Regions from separate parts of the Homo sapiens genome. Here region 1 is linked to region 2. Evidence: read pairs that join two places in POLR2A ChIA-PET (ENCODE). Cell type or tissue: OCI-LY7. All regions are shown on one strand. Links, peaks and the distances in the headings refer to the core of each region. The heading gives the core; the rest is flanking DNA. Region 1 overlaps GRIP2 (glutamate receptor interacting protein 2). Region 2 holds the start of LOC105376958 (a long non-coding RNA gene).

The links. Peaks named below come from ENCODE experiments on the same cell type or tissue, not always from the same donor. Only the 100,000 strongest peaks of a DNase experiment are listed, where the experiment ranks them.
Region 1: POLR2A ChIA-PET joins it to region 2 with 5 read pairs; 2 of 35 experiments call an interaction of 5 or more read pairs at or near these places.

What each region holds. Positions count from the first base shown.
Region 1 is chr3:14,510,778-14,515,168 of GRCh38, reverse strand. GRIP2 (glutamate receptor interacting protein 2) reads left to right here. Exons shown (of 24, transcript NM_001080423.4): 12 at 691-877; 13 at 1,359-1,504; 14 at 2,312-2,392; 15 at 3,690-3,756; 16 at 3,859-4,004. Among named protein-coding and RNA genes, the nearest start is that of GRIP2, 27 kb to the left of the region's middle. RefSeq lists an enhancer at 761-1,262. In OCI-LY7, for the core only: no CTCF peak of the experiment used is centred there; no DNase peak of the experiment used is centred there.
Region 2 is chr3:14,221,159-14,225,549 of GRCh38, reverse strand. LOC105376958 (a long non-coding RNA gene) reads right to left here and starts at 840. Exons shown (of 2, transcript XR_940606.3): 1 at 1-840. In OCI-LY7, for the core only: no CTCF peak of the experiment used is centred there; a DNase peak (open chromatin) is centred at 2,579; H3K27ac peaks cover 842 bases.

The DNA of each region.
Region 1 (4,391 bases), core at 151-4,150, 290 kb before region 2:
ATTCTGACACCTGCAAAATGTGGATGAACTTGAAAACATTATGCCAAGTGAAAGCAGCCTGTCACAAAGGCCACATGGTGCATGATTCTGTTTATATAAAGTGCCCAGAACAGGCAAATGCAGAGATGAAAGTAGATTCGCGGTTGCCTAGGGCTGAGGGACATAGGAAGATCTTTGGGGATGGCTGAAGGGAACAGGGTTTCTTCTGGAGGTGATGAAATGTTCTCAAATGCATCGTGGTGATGTTTGCATAATTGTGAATACACTAAAAACCACTGAATTGTACACATTAAATAGGTGACTACTGTGGTATGTAAATTATATCTCAATAAACCTCTTACCGAAAAGCAGAGTGACATAATATAGTAGATACTACAGTAGATCACAGCACAATAATACAATAAAATGACACTGCCCCCCAGAACCTGCTTTACAGCATGACAGTCAATCCCAGCCACTGTCTTCCCTAGTCCTTGCCACACCCCACGAGGTGGGAATCAACGATCCCATTGTTCAGATGAGGAAGCCAAGGCTCAGAGTGAGCTGTGATCTGTCTGGTCCCAGACTGAGTCAGGGCTCCCACTTCCTTGCACTCTGGCTCCAGTGCCTAGGGCCCCGGGATGGGCAGGCCCTGGCAGGAAGACCTCCGTGGGGCGGCTCACCTGAATGCTGGGCCCACCTGTCCTACAGTGTCGCTAGCCTCCAGCACGGTGGGGCCGGGCGGGCAGATTGTGCACACGGAGACCACGGAGGTCGTGCTCTGTGGAGACCCCCTCAGCGGCTTTGGCCTCCAGCTCCAGGGCGGCATCTTCGCCACCGAGACCCTGTCCTCCCCACCCCTCGTGTGCTTCATCGAGCCTGACAGTCCGGCTGAGAGGTGAGCCTCCTGCCCCCTCCCTACTGAGCCTGCCACTCTCTGAGAGAAACTGAGTCACAGCACCAAGCCCTAGCTTCACAAGCGCATCTCACTTAACCATTGCATCAGCCCCAGCACCAGCCCCATTTTACAGATGAGGAAACCGAGGCTCAGAGAAGCTGACTCACTTGCCCAGGATTACACAGCTCACCCATGGAATCCCAGGGCTTGAACCCCTGTCTGCCTGAAGGCAGAGTCCTCTGTATACACAACTTGTAAGGCCCATGCCATCATCCCCATTGGACAGACAGGGAAACTGAGGTCCAGCAAGGTCCAGCCCTTAGCCAGATTCCTGAGGATACACAGGTGGGCCAGGGCAGAGCTGAGAGTCACCCCAGACCAGGAGGTGTGACCCAGGTTCAGTCCTGCCCTGCATGGCGTTCTTGTCTCCCAATGGACCTGTCACGGAGCCTCTTCTCTCTGCCGGGCCCCCTGGGTTCAGGTGTGGGCTGCTGCAGGTGGGGGACCGTGTCCTGTCCATCAATGGCATTGCCACCGAGGACGGGACTATGGAGGAAGCCAACCAGCTCCTGCGGGACGCCGCACTGGCCCACAAGGTCGTGCTGGAGGTGGAGTTCGATGTGGCGGGTGAGTGAGTGGCCCAAGCTTCCTCCTCATATTTCAGGGCCCTGCACCCCTCCTCTCTTTATCCTGCCTCGCCTGTGCAAACGCTCCACCCCATCCCCCTCTGTGCCCAGTGCCCTTCTCCCAGGGGCTTTGCAGCTTATAGTGGGAAGGGAAGCCTTGGCACGGGAGGGAGAAGTTTCCACACCAGGAGACTTTTGCAGAGGGGCAGGACCAAGTGGGGATGGGGTTGGGGAGCTGAAAATACTCCAAGCTCCTTCTCAGCATGGGTTAGGCAAAGAACCTCGAACAACAGTTTGGGTCAGAATTCTGCTTCTGTGACCTCAACACAGTGTGGCTTTGGACAGGACACTCCCTCCACTGTTTCCCCATCCGTAAATAGTTGATAACGATCTTTTCACTATAGGGGCGGTACTTGGGTTAGGTGAGGCATATGCCCAAGAGAAATGAAAACATGAAAATACCCAGCCACGGCCTGGCACATAGTAGGTGCTCAGGAAATATGTGCTAGATTCACACTGGGTTGTTAGGCTGTGGGGAGCTCCCTTCCCGCCCGCCACACTAGCCGACAGCCAAGAGGCCTGGTTCCAGCCCCGACTCTGGTCTGACTAGAGCAGGTCAGTTGTTTTGAGCAAATCTGTCAGCTCACTCTGCCTCAGTTTCCTCCTCTGTTGAGAGGAAGCAGGGGGATGAGATTAGAACTGTGACTTTCGGGGTCACTCCCAGCACAGCCAGAATGGGCATGGGGCTGGGGTTCGCTGAGGCTCCTCCTCTGGGTCCTCACGTCGGTTTATGTCCATCTACCCCCAGAGTCCGTCATCCCAAGCAGTGGCACCTTCCACGTGAAGCTGCCCAAGAAGCGCAGCGTGGAGCTGGGCATCACCATCAGCTGTGAGTCTCCTCCCGCTGCTGTTTGCCCCTGGGAGCGAGCTCAACTGCTGGGGAAAAAGAGCTTGCCAAGCTCAGACCAGCATTTCCATGGCGTGACACCCTGCGGGGCCCGAGGAAAAGGCTTGGGGGTGTGGGGAGGCTGGCTTCCGTGGACCCAGCTGCGTGTTCTCAGCGAGACCCCAGCTTCCCAAAGCTTCAGCTTCCCGTTCTGCACCATGGCAGTCCCCTGGCCTCGTGGGTCTCCCAGGGGGCTTGTGAGGTGCCCATGGTGAGAGAGCATTGGAAGGTGACAAATATTTAGGCTGGGTTTGGTTTTCTGCCTGCTTCTGTGTTCTCAGAGCCCAGCAAAGGCCTGGAACACAGTAGGTGCTTAATTCATGTTTGTCAAAGGAATGAAAATGAGGAATGCAGAAGAAAAACGTAGAATGGGTGAGCATGGGAAAGGTGAAAGCACTCCCGTGGCTCCCATCTTATTCTGAGTAAAAGCTGAGGGCCTCGGGCCCCAGTGAGGCCCTCTGTGCTCTGGACCCCATGACCTCTGACCTCATCTCCCGACTCTCCCCAACTCAAGCCCTCCAGCCGCAGTCAGCCTGGCTGCTCCCTGCCATGCCTGCCCCTTCCTGCCTCTGGGCCTTTGCATCTGAGACCGTTCCTCTGGCCTCTTCCCTACCTCCTTCATGGCTTTGCCCAAATGTCACTTGACAAGGCCTTCCCCGACCACCTGACTGAACATTTACCGCCCTCGACACAAGCCCGTTTCTCAGGTTTCTCCACAGCTCACTTCATCGGTGTTTAAATGTTGTTGATTGTGACCACCACTGGAGTGCCAGCTCCAGGAGGGCAGGGAGAGATTGCTGTCTGTTTTGTTCACTTCTGTGTCTCCCACCCCCAAGCACACAATAGAGCCTGGGTGCTGGCCCTGAGCCCGGTGCTGGGGACACAGACACCAAGCAGACAGCCCCCCTCCACAAAGAGCTCGCAGTTTGCTGGGGGATGGGCTGAGCAGGAGGAAAGAAGAGCTGGCATTGGAAGGGCCATGCTGGATCTTGTGCCTGTGTTATCTGGTTTACTCTCACCACATCCCCATGAGGTCTGCGGTGCCACCCCCATTTTACAGGGGGGAAACTGATGCACAGGGAGGTGAGCTGATTTGCTCACGGTCACCCAGCCAGGAAGCAGTGGGACCAGGATGTGAGTAGGACCAGTGGCTCCGAGTCCACACTCAGACCCCTGGGCTTCGCCACCCCACCCCAGGCTGAGGCCACCAAGGTCAGATTCATGGCCTCTTTTTCTCCAGCGGCCAGCAGGAAACGAGGGGAGCCCTTGATCATCTCCGACATCAAGAAAGGCAGCGTGGCACACAGGTAGGGGCACTGGGGCACAGGAAGGGAAGTGGCCAACAGCAGTGAGTATGGCACCTGCATGCACCAGGCTCCTTCCATCCCCTCTGCCCCCGACTCATGCAGGACGGGCACCCTGGAGCCAGGCGACAAGCTACTGGCCATTGACAATATCCGCCTGGACAACTGCCCCATGGAGGACGCCGTGCAAATCCTGCGGCAGTGCGAGGACCTGGTGAAGCTGAAGATCCGGAAGGACGAGGACAACTCTGGTATGGCCCTCATGCTGGCCTCCTACCTCCAGAGGCCCACCCTTTGACTAGCGGGTTCCCAGCTTGCAATTCAGGGCTCCCTCCAGCCGAGGAAGGGAGGGTGGTGGGCGCTGCTGAAGGCTGGCTGGAATGAACAAATGAAGGAGGGGGCAACACCACAGATTTCTCACTGTCCCCGGCGTCTGGGGCCCTCCAGAGCCTCTGTGAGGTGGACAGGAGTTTGAGACTCTCCCGTAGTCTCCACATCTAGCACCAAGCCTGGCAGAGGAGACCTACTGGGTGCAGCTGGTGCAGCTGGTGGAGAGATGAGTGGGTAGGGCAGGGGAAGAGCGAGGCTGCCCTTTTGAGTGGCAGGCTATGAGTGGATAAGCAAAGACTGCAGACTCA
Region 2 (4,391 bases), core at 289-4,288:
TTCTTCGTTCATGTCCTCATAGTCCCTGTGTTCGGACTGTTGCCTGTTCAAGTGCCACTTGTAGCCTGCATGGACCTAGGGGGACTGAACCAAGGGGGCGAACCTGGGAATAAAAGACAAGAGACAAAAGAGTATATTTGGAAGAAGGGGTCAGGGGGCACCTTGCCTCTAGTGGACAAGGACCCTGAGCTTTACACAGCCCTCCATATTTATTAGGCAAAAGAGATAGTGAGAAGAGGGGTGGAAGAAGGGGTCAGCTGCTCAGTCCAGAGTAGGCTTGCAAGACTGCATTCCTCGAACAAGAGGCTCTAGATGTCACCATAGATAACCTCAGTACCAGGGAGTGATTGCCTCCAGCAAACCTTCTGTCGGCAGGAGCAGTCGTGAGTTTGCCCACATCCTGCATTCATGATAAACAGTTTGCTGTTTGATCATATAGCCTCCAGTGGAATGCCGAGTTGGTCATTTCCCATGGGCCTTCGGCTCCCTGCAATAAAACTATGAGCAGTGATTGAGGACAGGACTGGAGGCAGGCTGGGCTCAGATACTGCAGGTTCTGGTAGACTGTGTTAGGGAGGCTTTTGTTGTTATTACTCATTCCAAGTACAATGGGCAGCAATTCAGTGAGCAAACTGTTATGTCTGTCGAAATGGCCCATTTTTCTGTGCTTGAAAAAGAAGGAAAACAGTCAGAAGCAAGACACTAGGCTTCCTCGAAGGAAGGAGGAGAGACGTGGGGCATCTTATCCTGGGCTCCCCAAGAAGCAGACCTTCAGTCACGGATTTGAGTGCAAGTAGTTTATTTCATGCCAATCAGTACTGTAGGGGAGTGTGAACCGAGACAGAATGCAAGGAGGCAAGAAAGGAATTGTTAACATACAACCTACCCCCGTGAGTACGTGGAGCCAGTGGAGGACACAATGATATCCTGACGTCCTCCATGACATCTTATCTGAGGTTGGGCTGGTCGAGGGCTGCAGTTGGGGATATGGCATTAGTACTCTAGGCACTTCTAGGCTGCCATGCCTGTGGTTACAGCAGGCTCCAGCAGCCAGAGGAAGCCCTCGGCAAAGAGATGCATGTGTTGGGATATAGAAGTCAGGCCAGCTTGTGTAGGAATGCTGAGACCTGGGGGATACTGCTTTCCCATATTAAGTCCACTCCCTCCTGATACTGCTTCTTTCAGGATTTTGCCTGTCACAATTTCTACAAAGAAGTTAAGAAAGAGGGTTTGTGAAACAAGCTACAGACCCCATCAATTACCATGAATTCTAAGGTCATCATTGGTGTTCATTGTCCCTGTGTGTCACTACTCATTCTGCATAGCCCTCATACTTGACCACCACTCCTGCATATGAGCTTGCTGGTCTGCTGAGGTAACTGGGTCATCATCCCTAGAGGTTTGAAGCCCTGGTCACTGTGCACTGGGCAGACTATCATTGCTGCAATTGCCCATAAGTGTTGTCATTGGGCTGTGAAACACCAAAATGAGCCCCACTGAATCCCCTGAGCTTTGGGGCATCCTCTTCTCTGACCCCACTATCTAGCAGCAGTGCTATTTCCTCATGATAGGCAGAATCTGATATTCCTACAAGTGTAAGAACTCCTTTCTTTGCCTACTGCTCTGTTGGCATGAGAAACCTAAAATGACAAGGAGCAGCTACAGCTTTAGGCATCCCTGGGATAAGTATCTTCTCCCCATCAACCCCAGACATGCTGAGGGACCAGCATTACTGGTCCAGTGGAGCCTAAAGTTAAAGGTATTCTTGAGATGAGTCACTGTGTACAATGGTGATGGGGCCACTTTTATTTCCACTGCTTGTTTCCCATGTAGTCTATCTGATGGGGCTCCAGCTCCACATAATGCCTGCTGTTTTGAAGTGCACGTTGCTTCTCAAAAGTCAGCACCCCAAAAGTGAAAATGGCAGAATAGGGAACTACAAAAGCCCATCCCTCCACAAAAGGAGAAAATAAACTGGCAAAAGCAGTCAGAATCAACTTTATTGGAAATTGGGAAACTAACTAAAAGTTGACAGCAACCAAGACAATATTTAATCAAGAAAAAAACAAAAAACCACCAGAATCTTGATAATAGAGCTTCATGGTATTTAAATTACCCTGGCTCAGCAGTGGCCTTGAAGATAACAACCAACAACCCATATTCCTTGTATAGGCTCCTAGTACATAAGGGACAGAATCGACCTAATTTCCAAATAACTTTGGTTGTTTGTTTTGACCTGTCTTGTGGCTCCCTGAAGAATTGACTCATTGCTGAGATCTCCAAGGGCTAAGGCAGCTACTCAAGGGGAATTTGTTGAAAATTTTAAAAGGCAAATGTAACAGCTGCTGCCACTTGGGGCAATAGATAACGGTTGGGACAAACTAAAGACAAACCAAAAGGTTGGGAAAAAGGAGCGGGGATTAAAACACATTGGGAAATAAAGGCTTTGAAAAGCTCTCACATATTTGTGGGAATCTAGAAGCCTGCTTGCATGCCCAGAAATGGGTGCATGCTCAGGAAAGACCTGAGAAGTTTTCACTTCTGGCTGACCTCAAGGCTCTCCACAAGGAGGAAGTGAAGACTAAGGCAGAGTGGTAAAGTGCTTCTCCAGGTGTTGAAGGTATACTCCAGCATGCACATAGAGTCCATTTGCTGACACCGAGAGATTTTATTTTCTTTTTTTGTTCCAGGCAAAGAATACATGTCTGTATTTAAATCACCAGCTGACCACTAGGCTAACAAAACAAAGACTTCAGTGGCTATATACAACAACAAATAAAGTCTTTTCAAAATTAATTAAGGAAAGAGAACTAAGCAATCAAACAACAACAATCACAAAAAGCAGCTGCAATAAACCCTGGTGGGAGGAAGATGATTTCCAGATGTGCCATATCATAATATTCAAAATGTTCAGCTTTCAACAAAAAATTATGAGTCATGCAATGAAACGAGAAAGTGTAGCCCATACACAGGAAATAAAGAAATAATAGAAACAGTTCTTGAGGAAGACAAGACATTGAACTTACTAAACAGAATATAAACCAACTATTTAAAATATACCCAAAGAGCTAAAGGAAACTATGTACAAAAAACTAAAGGAAATAATGAGAATTATATTTCAAAAAAATAGAGATTACCAATGATGTGATAGAAATTGTAAGGGGAACCAAGGAGAAAATCTAAAGTTGAAAACTACAATAATTAAAATAATTTTTTTTCAGAGAGATTCAACAGCATATTTGAACAAGTAGAAGAAAGAATCAGCAATCTTGAAGAAAGGTCAATTGAGATTACTCAGTATGAGGAGCAGAAAGGAAAAAAATAAAGAAAAACGAATGAAGCCTAAGATACCTGAGGTACACTTTCAAGAGTACCTAGGAGTTTCAGAAGGAGAGGAGAGGAAAGAAAAGGAGAGGAGAGAGGAGAGAGAGAGAGAGAGAGAGAGAAATAATAGTTGAAGTAATAAAGGCCAAAATTTGCCAAATTTGATCAAAGACATGAATATACACATCCAAGGACCTCAAGTCTCAGTGAAACACTTCATAATCAAACTGTTGAAAACCAAAGACAGAATCCTGAAAGCAGCAGAAGAGAGGTGATTCATCACATACAAGGCATCCTTAATAAGAAATACAGCTGGTTTTTTATCAGAAACGAAGGAGGCCAGAAGACAGTGGGATGACTTACTCAAAATATTGAAAGAATAAAATGGTTAACCAATACTTTTATATCCAGGAAAAATATTCTTCAAAAATGAAAGAGAAATGAAGACATTTCCAGATAAAGAAAAACTGAGAGAGTTCATTGCTAGTAGACCTGCCCTGCAAGAAGTGTAAAGGAGGTCGTTCAGACTGAAATGAAAGGACACTAAAAAGAAACTTGAATCTACATGGAGAAATGAAGAACACCAGTATAGGTAATCATGTAAATAAATAGAAAAGTCAGTATAAAGGCATTTGTGGTTTGTAACTCCTCTTTTTTTCTATATGATTTCAAAAATAACTACATAAACAAATAATAATAAATATACATTGATGGGCACATGATGCATAAAGATGTAACTGATGACAGTAACAACATAAGCAGATGGGAGAACAGAATACAGAAGTAATGTTTGTTATACTATTGAAATTAGTTGGTACTAATTTGAACTTATCTAATTGTTATAAATTAATTGTAATCCCCAGGCAACCACTAAGAAAATAACTAAAAAGTATATAGTAAAATAAACGAGAAGGAAATCAAAATGGCATATGGAAAATATTTATCTAACATAAAAGAAGGCAGCAATGAAATGAAATTGAGGGACAAAAAATATGAGATATAGAAAAAATAGCAAAATGGCAGGAGTAAGGCCCTCTCCATCAGCAATTACATTAAATGTAAATGGT